Regions from separate parts of the Mus musculus genome. Here region 2 is linked to region 1. The links are chromatin loops, found by intact Hi-C in ENCODE. Cell type or tissue: left cerebral cortex. All regions are shown on one strand.

Evidence for each region. Hi-C counts contacts between places; a loop is a spot of excess contacts. Peaks named below come from ENCODE experiments on the same cell type or tissue, not always from the same donor. Only the 100,000 strongest peaks of a DNase experiment are listed, where the experiment ranks them.
Region 2: a loop joins it to region 1, with 4 times the contacts of the local background. A loop is called at or near these places in 4 of 42 quality-filtered maps.

What each region holds. Positions count from the first base shown.
Region 1 is chr3:123,505,591-123,513,590 of GRCm38, forward strand. It overlaps Prss12 (protease, serine 12 neurotrypsin (motopsin)), which reads left to right. Exons shown (of 11, transcript NM_008939.2): 11 at 630-1,012. The coding sequence ends at 937. Snhg8 (small nucleolar RNA host gene 8) reads right to left here and starts at 2,746. Exons shown (of 1, transcript NR_028574.1): 1 at 1,962-2,746. Snora24 (small nucleolar RNA, H/ACA box 24) reads right to left here and starts at 2,476; the gene lies at 2,347-2,476. It also overlaps the pseudogene Gm9369. In left cerebral cortex, CTCF peaks have their summits at 1,317 (motif pointing left), 2,540, 3,721 (motif pointing right) and 6,422 (motif pointing left); DNase peaks (open chromatin) are centred at 739, 935, 1,319, 2,885 and 1 more place; H3K4me3 peaks cover 2,925 bases; H3K27ac peaks cover 2,141 bases.
Region 2 is chr3:123,442,666-123,450,665 of GRCm38, forward strand. Prss12 (protease, serine 12 neurotrypsin (motopsin)) reads left to right here and starts at 4,248. Exons shown (of 11, transcript NM_008939.2): 1 at 4,248-4,971. The coding sequence starts at 4,494. Gm35065 (a long non-coding RNA gene) reads right to left here and starts at 7,382. Exons shown (of 5, transcript XR_001783982.2): 1 at 5,485-7,382; 2 at 1,561-1,933; 3 at 1-666. In left cerebral cortex, no CTCF peak of the experiment used is centred here; DNase peaks (open chromatin) are centred at 350, 4,151, 5,014, 5,641 and 4 more places; H3K4me3 peaks cover 2,252 bases; H3K27ac peaks cover 1,404 bases.

The DNA of each region.
Region 1 (8,000 bases):
AACTTGACAGCATTTGGTCTGTTCATGTTAGGATGTGCAATGGTATGACCTTAGATCAGTGGTTCTCCATTGGTGGGTCACCTAAGACCATTGGGAAACACAGTTATAACAGTAGCAAAATTCGTTATGAGGTAACAATAAAAATAATTTTATGGTTGGGGGTCACCACCATGGGAGGAACTGTATTAAAGGATCGCAACATTAGGATTGAGAATCACGGCCTTAGGTGGGCTTAAGCTTAGATGCTTGAAGTCTGCCAAGTGTGAAATGTATACACACAGCCTACCTAGATTCACACCCTGGACTGTTGGTTTCCTACACTGTTGGTTCTAATTCCAAATTTTAGCACTAGCTGATGGAATTCAATTGCTAGGTGTACACTTATGTTTTTCCACAAATGACCTGACTAGATAAATGACACGTCATGTTTGTATGTGAAACTGTACGCAGTTTAATTCTGAAACATCCAATACTAGAGCCTTCTGCTACACAGCTAGCACCATAGCTACTTCTAAGTTAACAGCCATTTTGAAATGCCTTTGAAGGCATTATAAGACTACTAAACTGCTAAATGTGATCATTAGCTGAAATCCCATTGACTAACGCCAGCCTTCTTTTGGTCTGAGCAGGTCGTGCCTACTCAAGAACTCTACAACAAGCTGCTGTGCCTCTGTTACCCAAGAGGTTTTGTAAAGAGAGGTACAAGGGACTATTTACTGGGAGAATGCTCTGTGCTGGGAACCTCCAAGAAGACAACCGTGTGGACAGCTGCCAGGGAGACAGTGGAGGACCACTCATGTGTGAAAAGCCTGATGAGTCCTGGGTTGTGTATGGGGTGACTTCCTGGGGGTATGGATGTGGAGTCAAAGACACTCCTGGAGTTTATACCAGAGTCCCCGCCTTTGTACCTTGGATAAAAAGTGTCACCAGTCTGTAACTTATGGAAAGCTCAAGAAAATAGTAAAACAGTAACCATTCAGTCTTCATACTTGGCACCATGCCAGAAATGACAAGCCTGCGATTCCTTTGAATTTGAGAGAACCCAGTAGTTCAGGGGTACAGGTCTTATCCTTGCCTATTACAATTTTTATGTAAGGTGAAATTCTAGCAAATCTTAGTTTTAATTTTTAAATCTACAAAATTTGGGCTAGGAACCTTGATTAGGTGCCCACATTTAACCTTTTTGATCTTACCTACACTAAGACCAGCACATCATTTTCTTAAGTTCAAATCTTCACTATCAAAATCATTTCTCTAGAACAGTAGGCAGATGTCAAACTTGAATTCTGCCTTTTGAACCATGAAAAAGTACGCCATCTACTGGTACCTTCAAGTAAGTTCAGATCTCCTGAGACTAACCTGACAAATGTTTTAAAGAGGCTCTCCTTATGTACCAGAAAGCCTAACACATGAAATGGCAAGCAGTTAAGAGGCCATACAAATTACTGACCACTTGTGGAACCATGACCTTACAGCAGCCCTTTTTAAATAGGAATGAAGGCCCAGAGACATCTGGTGGGAATTTGGATCCCAATAATCTCTGTGCAGAGGAATCACCCCCTGGTTCCTAAGCTTCCCTAAATAAGGCCTATCATACTCTTGAGTGTGAGTCTCAGTACCTCAAATCCCAGACACAAAAGCCTCTAAGGTCACAAGTATCCCCTCAGCACCTGTCACAACACACCCCCTAGCTGGTGTTACATACTTGGCTTCTGGAGATTTGAAGTTGAATGGCACACACTAGAAGGCTTGGAGAGCAGCAAGCAAAAGATACTTTTCATTAAGGGCAACCGTCTGTGGCTTATTAATCACTCATGTTCCAAGCCAACATTTATCTTGCACCTTTGTAACAATCAAACCTATCTTCTTTGGAAGCCTAGTTAACCCAGTTATTTCCTGCGCAAATGTCTCCTGTATCGTTAACTCTTAATTCACACAACCTCCAGAAACAGGACACAGTCTTATTACACACCAAACATCTTTTATTTAATATAAAATATTCAATTTTCAAAAATTAAAAGCGAAGATTCCCTGTAAGTTGACCAGAGACGATCTCAACCACTACAGTACCTGCAAGAAAAAAAAAAAGGCCCATTACAGAATATCCGTGACTATACTACGGGCTGTTTACTTATGTTAATGTCAGCACAAGAGCAAACTTCACCCTAACAGTAAAGGCCCACTCACTACCCAGAACCGCGAAAACACCACAAAAATGAATCTTACCTTAACACTTCCTCCACTGTTCAACAGCAACGGGTCCCGGCGTTTCCTAGAAATATTTCAATACTAGTTTAGAAAACTGAAGTCCATTTTTCTAGCGTCGTGTAGACTCTTACAATCTTAGAATGTCACTTGCTCAAGTCAGAATCTGGTACCAATGAAATGGTGACAGCTTTGCCAATAACAAGAACATGCTCTTCCATGGCTAGGAAGGGAGACTGCCACAGGCGGCAGGTCCCAAAGATACATGGAGTTTCACAGCCCAAAAATCTAGTGTAACCCCAGAGGTGTCACTCACCATCCGACCCAGCGGTGGCGAACTTGCGTCACGCCGCCCAACACCGTATCGGCTTTACATGGTGGTCGTCGCGCTAACCTTCACGGCGCTCTTGCAGAGTTGATGGCTTTCGGCCAGCACCATAGCCACCTTGTGTCTCCCGCATCTCGGCCACTCACAAATAAGGCCCAAGATATCATCCCCACCATACAACTACATACTCGTAGGCGGATCGCAGCCAAAGAGACTTCTGAACGGTGCGCGCACGCTTTTATAGCCCGGGTGACGCTCTCCCAAGAGCCTGCGCGCGAGGGGCGGGGCTTTCCCGCCCATTCCGAGCTCTCCCGCGCCTCGTCACTTTGATTGGTGTACAGGCGGCCCGGATTCGATGCGTGCGTCACAGGAATGGGCGGGCTGTGGAGGTGGGCGGGGAAAAGCCGAGCTGAAACCACAGTTCTCGCGGTGTCAGAAGTCTCGTGGCTGAAGCTCTGGCGGTGCGCGCGTTTTCTCTTCTTGGCTGCGTTCTTCTCTGGGACCCAAAGTCTAAGGTCCCTTCGTTGCCGCCTCCCCCGGCATCACTTCCTATGGCGCCGGCCCTTTGTCCCCGAGAGCTGTTGGCGGCTCCTCTGCCCCCATCGGGGTTGATGGTTCCGCTTGCGCCCTTCCGCTTGCCCTTTTGATCTGATCTCACTTTTGCCCGACACAGCGCGCCGGAAGGTTTCTCGAACCGGGAGAACGGGAAGCCTGGGCAGTGCGAGCAGACCCGCCCGGCCCTCGGCTTTTCCGGGAGGAAGGCATATCTCACTCCCGCGTGCAGCCCGCTATGAGACAGAATAGAGGGCCTTTAGTGATGGAGTATGGAGATGACAGTTGTCGTCATGGAGAATGTTAGTTAGAAAGCTGTGATCATTACAGGCTGGGAAGGGTGCGGTTAGGGCAACACCGTGCAGGAGTCAGTAGGAACGAATTCATTGGAGACAATACTCGCATTTGAAGGACCTAGAGGGGTTCGTGAACCTCAGCTCGCTCACCCACTATCTCATTTTACTTAAAATAATCACTACTGAATTGAAAGAACTAGTTCATCATAAGGCTCAAGTAACCGCGGCGCGTTGCCCAAACATTTCATTTACATTCTGGATGGTCTTCTGAGGGTGTCCTTAAGAATGGTCTGTATTAGTCCTGAGCTGAGAAGTCCGAGATTAAGGGCCTTCCTTCTCTGGCCAGTAGATGGTAGCCTGCATCTTTCCGTGGGTTTTTCTTTTGTGCCTGTCTGCACCTGTCAGGTTTTTTATTTTACAAAATGTAGTTTTGTTTTTATGTTACTCTGCTGTTACACAGGGCATAACATTTTCATAAGGCTTTTTTGGGGACTACAGTCAATGATTAGCAAACAACTCTCTAAAGAACAATCACTGAACCAAATGGATACCCTCTCACATGTACACAAATTTGCATGGAAAAGTACTAACATTACTTTAAATTGCAATGCACTACATTTTCCATATCTTCGCAGTAATACAAAACACAGTCGCTTGTAGAACCGGTTCAGATTACTTAAATACCAAGTGTGCTGTCAGTCCTCTACTCACGTGTCTGGAAGTTACTCGTGTTTACATGAAATGAAGCTATTGATACTTTTCTACAGCAGTAACTGCACACCAGGAAGGAGGAGACAACACAAACCAAGGGATGGAGTTTCCCCAAAGCTGCAGTGTGAAAAGACTATATAAACAGTTGATCCCATACACACGAATGGGCTTTCTTGCTAGAGGAAATCCAAGTGGAATAAGGAATGGAGATGTAAAAAGGTCTTCTTGAGGGGAAGGGGGTTGGTGCCCTGGATGCCTTTAGTTTTCGGCCCCCTCTGCTGCATCACATTCTTCTGCACTGTCTGATGTCCATAATGTTAAGTTGTCTCTAAGCAACTGCATGATAAGGGTGCTGTCTTTGTAGGAGTCTTTGTTCAGTGTACCAAGCTCTGTGATAGCCTCATCAAAAGCCGTTTTAGCCAGTGTGTAGGCAAGCTCTGGATTATTAAGGATCACAGAGTAAAATACAGGAAGGTTAAGAGCCAGCCCCAGGCGGATTGGATGTGTAGGTTGCATCTCTTTCTTGCTTATATCAAATGCCTCTTGGTAGGCTCTTTGGGAATTTTCTATCATTTGTTTTCCATCATCGCCACAAGCTACTTCAGCAAGATCCTGGAAATAATCTCCATTCATTTTCAGATAGAAGACCTTACTCTCTGGATTAATTGCATTGGCTATTAAATACTTACCCAACAATTCCAGAACCGTGATGCAGATGGACCTCAGTTCCAACTCCACTTTCTCCTGACAGTCCTTGGTCAGCTGCAACTTCTTGTTGGAGGTGTCGGTCTTCTTCTCAATGCTCGAGATGACCATCCAGGCAGACCTGCGGCCCTCAACCACGTTCTTGTAGGCCACCAACAGCACGGTCTAGTAACCTCATTCCAAATACTACCATGTTCAGAGAGTAGGGGCTACGATTTCAACATAAGTTTTGGCAGCACATCATGTCTTACTGAACATTTTTAATGAACCAGACGTTAACCATTGGGCTAGGTAGCTGGAATGGAATAGTGATAGTTTATGTCCTTGTATATTCCTGTCTTTTGGCCAAACTTGTTTTGTCTGAAATGGAACTTTTAAAACCTGCCTTTGGCATGTCCTTCTGTTTGTGTTCTTTTCTGTCCTTGTTGCTCTCCCCTCACCACATCTCTTATCATCTGTGGAAGTTCTTTTCAGCTTTCAGCGTTTTGGTCAAGTGTTGTTATGAAAACCTTCATCCGTACAAGTGATTTTGATGTTTGCATTTTCTCCTGGGGAAGTGCTTGGAGGGAAGACTCCAGTGAGCACTTGTGGTCATGGCAAAGTGCTTTGAAGAGCACAGTACGTATTTCTGAAACGGAAAAAAGATTTGTTTTTAGGGTTTGAGATGTTACTTCATTTCTGAGTGCTTACCTAGCAGCACGAAGCCCTGGGACCAGCGCCCAGCAAGGCATACAGTGGGCACGGTGGCACGGGCCTGTAACCCCAGCAAGGCATACAGTGGGCACGGTGGTACGGGCCTGTAACCCCAGCAAGGCATACAGTGGGCACGGTGGCACGGGCCTGTAACCCCAGCAAGGCATACAGTGGGCACGGTGGTACGGGCCTGTAACCCCAGCAAGGCATACAGTGGGCACGGTGGCACGGGCCTGTAACCCCAGCAAGGCATACAGTGGGCACGGTGGTACGGGCCTGTAACCCCAGCAAGGCATACAGTGGGCACGGTGGCACATGATGGCACGCGCCTGTAACCCCAGCAAGGCATACAGTGGGCACGGTGGCACGCGCCTGTAACCCCAGCAAGGCATACAGTGGGCACGGTGGCACGTGCCTGTAACCCCAGCAAGGCATACAGTGGGCACGGTGGCACGGGCCTGTAACCCCAGCAACTAGTGGCTTTCGGGTTGGAGTTTTGTTTGACTACCTATTAAGTTAATGGACAATTTAGGGTACATGAGACCCTACTTCAAAACCACTATTTTTATTTATTTTTTTAGTTTAAAACCTTTGGGATAGGGGGCTGGAAATGTAGCTTAGTGATGAGTGTTTGTTTGGTAATCACAAGGCTCTGTGTACAATCTCCAGCACCACAAGGAAACAACAGCAAAAGTAATTTTCTCCAGAAGGTGGAGTCTCATCCCTCTCCTGGATTGCAGCACCAGTTTCATATTGGGTTGTTTCATGACTTGATTTCAAGGTGCAGGGTAAAGAAAGGATATCCTGGGCTGGGGAGATGGCTCAGTGGTTAAGAAAACTGCCTGCACTTCCAGAGGTCCTGAGTTTAAATCCCAGCAACCACATGGTGGCTCACAACCATCCGTAATGAGATCTGACGCCCTCTTCTGGTGTGGTGGTGGCATCGCATGCAAAAAAAAAAAAAAGAAAAGAAAAGAAAGAAAGGACATCCTAGTATGGTTTCTGCTGCTGTGATACAACATCATCAAGTGCATCTTGGAGAGGGGCTTTGGCTTCCACTTCCACATCATAGTTCCGCATTGAGGGAAGCTAAGGCAGTCACTCCAAGCAGGAACCTGGAGGCAGGAACTGAAGCAGAGACCATGGAGGCAGGAACTGAGGCAGAGACCATGGAGGCAGGAACTGAAGCAGAGACCATGGAGGCAGGAACTGAAGCAGAGACCATGGAGGCGTGCTGCTTATTGGCTTGCTCTTGGCTTACTTAGCCTGCCTTCTTATACAGCCCAGGGCTAACCTGCCCAGGTGTGGCGCTGCTCACACCGAACCCTCCCATATCAATGGCTAACCAAGAAAATGCCCCACAGCCAAGCCAACAGGCCAAAGCAACGGAGGCATTATCTCAAGGTTCCCTCTGCTTGGATGCCCATGTTTGTGTCAGGTTCACCCAAATAAGCAGGACAGAGGAGACTGTATAAACGGTGCCGGAAAGTAACAGACACTGCCCGTTCTGGGTAATAACAATGCGAGGATAAGCGTCACGTGAAAACAAAAATCAAAGGAGAATAAAGATAGGTCATGATCACGGTGAACACGCTGATACAGTAGGGTGAAAATAAGATGTTTCTCTCTCTGCCCTGCGCCTCAAAGTCCACATCATGTTCTGACCACGAGGAAAAAACAATCAGATGAAATCCATGCTTATCTAATTCCGTTAGGTTAGCAATTAGAGAAAATCGGGCACTCTGACATTTTTGCAAAATTTTTTTTTCTGTAAGTCTGAAACTTCAGAATTGAACACAAAAGCAGTCATCATTTTATGGCCTATCATGTTGCTTTTAAGACAAGCGCTATTTTAGTGACTCTACTCTGAATTTGAGGCAGAGATGTCACTTCTAATCAGTGGAGATTTGCGCTTAAAGCCAGTGAATTTCATCACCACCAGGCCAAGGCTTGGAGTCTTAGAATGCACTTAAGAGACTGTGGGAGGAGAAGACTTGGAAATTGCTTGTGATTGAAGTTGTGGAGTTTTTTCTTTCTTTCTTTTTTTTTTTTTTTCATTTACGGGGGAGGGGGGTAAAATAGAGAAGCCCGTGTACTGAGCGAGTGTGCCGGGCATTATTGCTGTTCTGCACTGAGCAAGTGTGCTGAGCATTATTGCTGCTCTGCCCTGAGCGAGTGTGCTGGGCACTATTGCTGCTCTGCCCTGAGTGAGTGTGCCAGGCACTATTGCTGCTCTGCTTTGAGCTGATTGCACTATTGCTGCCCGGCACTGAGATGATTTCACCGTAGAATACCCGTCTTTCAGCTTTGCTCCTTCCATGTCAGATGCGTCTTTCCCCTTTCAGTTTTAGTGGGGGAGACTGGTAATTTTCAGAAAACCATAATTAGATTCAGTTATCCGTCTCTTAAATGAAGGCTGACTTCCACAGGAGGGACCATAATCAGAAAATAGCCTGAAGCTTGATTTCATATGAATGAACACTACTGAAATTAAGATTGAACCTAAGCAT
Region 2 (8,000 bases), 63 kb before region 1:
TAAATGGCCCTTACTCGGAGGCTATTTTATACATTCACTTTCGTAACTCTGTAAAAATAATATACTCATTTCCAAATCAAACTATACAGAGCCAGCCTAGCAACACATGAAGTAAAATGCTTCATAAAGCACCGCAAGGCCAGATGTTTACAGATGGGTTACCGTGGAACCCGAGAGCCATGGCTGTGGGTGCGCTCTGCCGTCCTTGACACTGCCCACCGCCTCTGCTCGCGCAGAGATTCTTCCCTTCAGTTCCCTCGAGTTCCCCAGTCTTCCTATTACCATCCTGGTTCTCGATCGCAGTAGCCTTTGAAACTAAGCAATTGAACTCTTTGGCCACAAATCAATGTGTTTACTTGATGGGATTGAGAGCGACAAAGGACGATTCTGGGGGCCTGCGGTGGCCTCTCAAGTATGTGGTTCAGAGTACCTGCAAGAGGACGTGTGCGTTTCCTTTGTTGCTGCTGAGGAGAAGGGAAGGCAGAGAGAGCATATGTTTTGAGGTTCCAGACAGGGTTGCTGCACGCTCTCCTCTCCAGCTTTCATACCTGAGACTGAGGGTGACGGGAATCTACGGAAGATGCAGGTAGGGTCTGGCCTGGTGGAGATGCATTTCAGGAATTCGTTTGGGATTTGGAAATCCCAGTTACAGTTATGCGTGCGCGTCTGTGGTAACAAGGGTGGACAACAAAAGAGGGAGGGAGACCATCAGCTGGGGAGAGAATGATGCACACAGACCTGTGTTAAATCAGACTCTGCCTGTAACACAGAGGGCAGAACCCAAGTTGAGGCCCTCAGTTCATGCTCCAATTACACAAATGCCATTTTACTTTCTCAGAAAGGTATGTTTAAAAACTGAAGCTATGAAATCCAGATGTGGGGTCCCCCCCCCATGGGTAATTCCACTCTGTGCATCCGTTTTATAAATTTAAGGAAGCCACGGAAAAGCTTTAGTTCCTCTCTGGACCAGGAAGCTGGAAGACAGGCCTGATGCCCAAGGCTTTGTTCTCTGGAGCCCAGTTCCAACAATCCTCTTAACTCATTGTCTCTACAGGCATGCTGTGTGCATGTGTGTGTATGTACATATGTGGTGTATGGTGTGTGTATTCATCTGTGTGCCTGTATGTGTGTGTGCACGTGTATGTATGTGGTATGTGATATGTGTATTCATGTATGCATTTGCATGGGTGTGTGTATGAGATATGCCATGTGTGTATGTGATGTCTGTATTCATGTGTGTGCCTGCATGTGGTGTGTGTAGGTGTGTATGCTGCACATGTGTGTGTGCATATGTGTATGTATGTGGTGTGTGGTGTGTGGTATGTAATGTTTGTGTGTGTTTGTGTGGTATGTAATGTTTGTGTGTGTTTGTGGTGTAGTATGTGTGTGTGTATGTGTGTGTGTGTGTGTGTAGTATTGAAGATGTATACTATAGCCTATAGGAGGACAGTCTAGATTTTTAGGAAGTGTAGGATCTATGGTTATAAAATAGAGGCAGAAGAGGAGACTAGGGTCCTTCCATTTTGTTTGAGACATGGTCTCTTGTTTTCCCCTGCTTACCGCAGACTAGCTGGCCCAGAAGCTTCTAGGGATTTTCCTGTCTTCACCATCCATTGGCCTATGGATTTCTGATGGGCACTGCCCTGTCACCTAGGGATGCAAACCCACATCCTCGGGCTTGTGGGAGTGTTTTAAACACTTTATTCATTGAGCAGTATTCTCACAGGTTAACTTACTCCTTTCTCATTATTTCCCTGTCTGCAAGATGCATACGAGATGTGTGGTGGTTGGTTGTATAGATTTTTTAGGAAGTATGGCATCCATGGTTGTAAAATGGAGGGAGATGAGGAGACTGGGGTCCAAGAAATCCAGTCTGAAGGTCAAGACAACCTCTTCCTGAGCCATCACAAATCACCCAAGCGGGACCAGACAGCTGGAAAAGAAAAAACATGACCTGGATTAGAACTGTTTTCTACTATGTCAGAAATCTGTGATTGACAAGCTCTATCAGCTCCTACCACAATAACAGGAAGTGGCCAACCCCTGGGTGCATATTATTTTACTCTCTTCCACAAGTACACTTTAAACTATGCTTTGGGGGCCAGAAAAACATTAGTGAAGAAATCAGAACATTAACTAAACCATCCTGAATTAAAAACTTTGAATAAAGATTTGACAAATAGGGCTGCAGAGATGGCTCATTGGTTAAGAGCACTGACTGCTCTTCCAGAGGTCTTGAGCTCAATTCCCAGCAACCACATGGTGTCTCACAACCATCTGTAATGGAATCCAGTGCCCACTTTTGGTGTGTCTGAAGAGAGTGACAGTGTGCTCACATACATTAAATAAATTGGAAGGGAATGTGGACAGGGGAATGAGGGGACAGTGGTGGGTAGAGGGGAATCTGATCTGGTATCCGGTGAGGGAAAAGGGAGGAAGCTCCGAGGGCCAGCAGAAAGAATGTAAACAGGCAACCTCAGGAAATAGGAGATTGAGGGGATTCCCCCAGAATGCACCAGAGACCTGGGAGATGAGAGACCTTAGATGAAATACCCAACAGTAGGGAGATGGCACTTGTAGAGCCCACCTCTAGCAGGAAGACAGGACATCAATTGAGGGATGGGGTTGCCATCCTACAGTCACACCTCTGACCCATAATTTTTTCTGTCTGAAAGAATTACAGGGATGGAAATGGAGAGGAGCCTGAGGAAAAGAAGGTCCAAAGTGGGATCCAGCTCAAGGGGAGGTCCCAAGGCCTGACACTATTTCCGAGGCTATGGAATGCTCACAAAAAGGGATCTATCATGACTGCCCTCTGAAAGAATCAGATGCAGATATTTGCACCCAACCAATGGACAGAAGCAGCTGACCCCTGTTGTTGAATTAGGGGAGACTGAAAGAAGCTGAGGAGATGGGTGATTACGTTGGAGGACCAGCAGTCTCAGTTAATCTGGACCCCTGAGATCTTTCAAACACTGGACCACCAAACATACAGCATACACCAGCTGATATGAGGCCCCTTACACACATACAGTGGAGGACTTCAGGTCTGTGTTCATTCAGCTAACCCTCAAGAGACTGGAGGCCCCAGGGAGTTTAGAGATCAGGTGGGGTGGGGTGTGGGGGCATCCATGTGGAGACGGGATGGGGTGGGAAGGAGTTATGGGATGTGGAACAATTGGAGGGTGGATGGGGAGGGGCGGGGAATGGAATATAGAGTGTAAAAATGAATTACAAATAAAAACTTTTAAAAATTGACAAATGCATTCATTCTTGGGTTTCTGACAGTTATTTTACACAGTGAAATGATTCCTAAAATATTAAGTGAAGTTGAATTATTTAAAGCCAGGTGCGAGGATCACTTCCAGTTTCTGAATAAAACCTAGATTTTAACAATGGTCATTTAAATTTTGTTCAAGTTTTCTTTGGATTGCATCACATTAGGGAACGGAGTCCCTTCGTTGCTGAAACATCAACATCCCAGAAAGCAAGCTTGTCATCTTCCTATCCTAATTCCTGTTTCTTCTTTAACTTAGTGGCATGGACAAGAGCAATCGGCAACCCTAAGCCTTCAGCCCCAGCTAATTCTTAAAGTCCTAAACCTAGAGGCTTCGGAGTGGCACAGGGGGATGTTGGAAGTGGTGTACTGAACCATCAGAGAAATTAATAACATCTCCCATAGGTAGAGTCTACTTTTATTGAAGCTAGCTGGAGGAAGCTAGCTCTTGCCTGGGGCAGCAAATCAAGAGGCTTAATTCAAGTCCCGACCCTGTGGGCAGGAGGCAGGTGCCGCAGGGACACAGCGTCTGTGGAGGCTGGAGATCAGGATGAATCCCTATTAAAACTTAACAACTGGTGTCCAGGGCATCTGGTGGAAAGTGGGAGGCAGGAAGGAGAAAGGTTCAGGTTCCTTTTGCTGGATCTACTCGGGCATTTAATTTCCTCTAACGTTCGTCGGAACACGGTGTGAAGCTTGGGATCTTAAAGGACTCAGCTCTGCCAAGTGGTTTTAACACTCCTGGTGGGCTTTCATAACTTCTATGCTGCGAAACGCCAAGGCAGAGAGGTGCATCTAATTCCATCCACATTTCTCCAGAGATTGCAAAACACACACGGAACCACCGAGAACGGGAGGGACCGGTGCCAGGCGGGAGCCGACAGACAGGGCTGTGGTGGTGCCTGTTGGCACCGGCAGCCTAGACCTTCCCCCGCGTTGGCACCGAGAGCCCGCGCCTCCGCCTGACAGCCGAGGGTGGGGTGGAGGTCGGACTCCGGGCTACAGAGCTCCTGGCGCTCATCGCCTCTGGCGCTCCAGCCTTTGCTTCGCGGGGCTGACCCTTTGGGTCCCGGTGTGATCCTCCAGCTGCCCCGGGGGCTGGGACAGCAGGGCGGCGGCGCGAGCGTGGGAGGGGGCTCTAGGACTCTGCCGGCCCCGCCCCGCCCCCTCCGCGGGGACCCGGAGCCCAGCATGGACCACACTCGGCGCCGCAGCCATGGCGCTCGCCCGCTGCGTGCTGGCTGTGATTTTAGGGGCACTGTCTGTAGTGGCCCGCGCTGATCCGGTCTCGCGCTCTCCCCTTCACCGCCCGCATCCGTCCCCACCGCGTTCCCAACACGCGCACTACCTTCCCAGCTCGCGGCGGCCACCCAGGACCCCGCGCTTCCCGCTCCCGCTGCGGATCCCCGCTGCCCAGCGCCCGCAGGTCCTCAGCACCGGGCACACGCCCCCGACGATTCCACGCCGCTGCGGGGCAGGAGAGTCGTGGGGCAATGCCACCAACCTCGGCGTCCCGTGTCTACACTGGGACGAGGTGCCGCCCTTCCTGGAGCGGTCGCCCCCGGCCAGTTGGGCTGAGCTGCGAGGGCAGCCGCACAACTTCTGCCGGAGCCCGGATGGCTCGGGCAGACCTTGGTGCTTCTATCGGAATGCCCAGGGCAAAGTAGACTGGGGCTACTGCGATTGTGGTCAAGGTGAGTGGCATCCGGGCAGAGGTGACAGCTAGGGACTGGCACAGAGGCAGCCTGACTCCGGACCGTACCTGTGTACCTGACCTGTGTACCTGGAGACAAGGGGTTGAGAGCTTGCATTGTGGTGTGGTGGTGGGCTTGGAAGCCCGATAACTAGTAAAGTGCATTCATTTGTACAGTAAATGTCAGTCAGGAAAGCATGCATCCTGTGACGATTGTCACGGGGACAGTAGCTGCATAGGGTGCTCAACTCTAGCACCTAGAAGAGGTCTGTCCAGTCAACGTGTGTGTGTGTGTGTGTGTGTGTGTGTGTGTGTGTGTGTGTGTGTGTGTGTGTGTGATTGGCAGGATTTGTGCATGATGGTGGGTGTCTGTTGTCTGTGTGTATCGGCTAGCCTTAATGAGGCACTCTGTATACAAAAGAGGAAAGGTAAAGAAATACATACATTTGCTGGCCAGTAGTTTGGGAAAGGGAAGTATTAAATGTAAGATGAATACCAGCACAAACTTTCTTACCTCTATAGACCGGGATTTGGAAAAATTGCTGTGAAATGTTTGTCTCGCTGCCATTGTTGACTTTAAAGCATGACAAAACTCTCAGACCAAAATACAAAGACAGTTATGTTCCCGGGCGCCCTATGGTAAATACCACCGGGGAGTGACGAACAAAGGAAGGGAGGGGGCAGAACAAGGACTGCTTAGTAACCTAGGAGGCAGCCAGAGTCACGTGAACTCGGCAGCAAAAACATTGCTTAAGCCATGCGTGGCATTTATGGAAGATTGGAATTCAGAGTCGACTTCAGCAAAGAAAGTTACTAGGGCATCTTAAGTTTGTGGCAGCAAAAGCCTCACATTAATAACTTGAATGAAAAAAAAATCTGCCATCCACATTACTTTACTCTGAATTGCTGGGGTTTGCATTTTATATTAAGGTTTTAGCTTTTCTCATGCAACAATTCAGAAGGGAAAACAAAATATTTGACTATCTTCTGATAGACTAAAACTTGGGCTGTTTTCGATGACCATGTACGGCAGGAGTTTTACAAATTTCCCGAAGTGTATCCTTCCGGTCTTTGGCTGTAACCTTTTACAATGTCATTCGTTTCTCGAAGACATTTTATTTATCTCTGCCTTCAATTGAGTTAGTGCCTCAAGTTAAAGGAAAGTGATGCGAAGGTTAAGATCAATTATTCTTCATCCTGGAGAATGACATCATTGCTGTACTCATGTTTCACAGACAGAATGCCAATGTGGCTGTAAAAAAAAAAAAAAAAAAACAGAGATGATGTCAAGCCAAGAGCTCCGCTGTTACCTCATTTACTCTAAGATAATTTTTAATAATAATAAAAAATCTTGTGTCTAGCAATCATTGGCAGCTTTTTATTCTTCTTAGTTTTATAGATAGATAGGATAAAGAATTATCAGGAAATTAATATGTAAGGAACAACAGAGTATTTTCCCTTCAAAACATAGTAGAAAGCAATTCAAAGTTAAACCATTATGACAAGCTAGTTCTCTTTCTAAAGGACAAGTAACCTTTAGTTTTGTATTCCTGTGAAGAGACTGGTTTGTCTTTGAATTCCTTACCATCCCCTCTTCGGAGAGAAATTAATGTTTTTCAATGCCTTTAGGTTCATAGCTAGATATCCCCAAATGGGGTTGTGTTTAGGTAATAGAATATACAAGGAATAGAAGGAGCTACACAAGATAAGCAACAAACAAAGGAAAGAGATTGCCTTTGTAATACCTGAATTGTTCTTACAGGACCAAGCCTTGGTCGGCAGAGCCTTGAGCTCTGTCACTCACTCGTGTAGGTCTGGCTAGCTAAACTCCATGCTTCTGAGATAGTGCACACACTCTGAATCTTATAGTTTTCTCATTCCCACACACTCCAGCTAGGTAGGGGCATAGGCTAGAACACTGTATGCTAATGAAAGAGCATTGAATTGTTTTTTAGAAAACATTGCTGTTGCTCAGACAGGGCAATTGTTGACTGTTAGAGCTTTGGGTATCTCCCCATAAAGAAAGCAGGGTGTTTCTAAAGAACACTTCTTTGTTTATTTGAGTATAGAGATGCTATGTCTTTAAATTTATGTGTGTGTGTGTGTGTGCATGTGTGTGTGTGCATGCATGTGCTCAAACATGGGTGTATGACCCTATGTGCCCTTCATTTAAAGCCCAGGAAGAGCAACTGAGTGTCCTCTCTCTGCCTGTTCCTTTGAGGTGACGTCTGTCCCTAAGACTTCCTCTTGTCTCTGCCCTCCTTGGAGTTGCTTTACAGACATGGGCAGGGTGCCCCACTTGTTATGTGGGTGCTGGGATCCATACTGCAGTTATCATGATTACAAAGTCAGCACTCTTAGCTGCTGAGGCACCTCTCCAGCCCCATAAAGGAAAAAAACAAAAAAACAAAAAACAGTTTTTGAGCAAATTAATTAAAAATTTTCAAGCTCTGGGCATGTATTCAGAATGACCTTGTGTAGTTATTGCAGCATGGACTCACTCAACACCCACTTTATGCTGGATGCTGGACTAAGAATTTTATGTTTGCTTTATTTATTTTTTACAGACATTCCTATAAAGGAGCCCCTATATATTTCTGTTAGAAATCCTAAAGGCATATTGCCAGGAGAGCAGATGAAAATAGGATAGGATGTGTGCACATTCTCACTTCACAGCTCATTGTCCTCGATTTCTGTATGTGTACGCAATGTAGATATATTGTGCTCTGTTGCGTCACTCCTTTGTTAGCTCGTGGGCTAGCCGAAAGGGCAGAAAGGCGAAAGAGGAATCATGTTTACCATGAGAACAATGCACATTATTTCCAGTCTCTTATGCTTTAAAGGCATGGCTTTTCTTTTCTTTTCTTTTTTCTTTACAGAAAACTGGAGCAAAAGAAAAGAATAATATATAGAAATGTGATCCCTCTTTTAAAACTTAAACTGGGGTCAGAGTAGAGTTTCGGGCCCCACACAGAGAAGTGAGAAAGTAGGGTCCTCCTCCAATGATACTGAAAGAATGGGGTACACTTC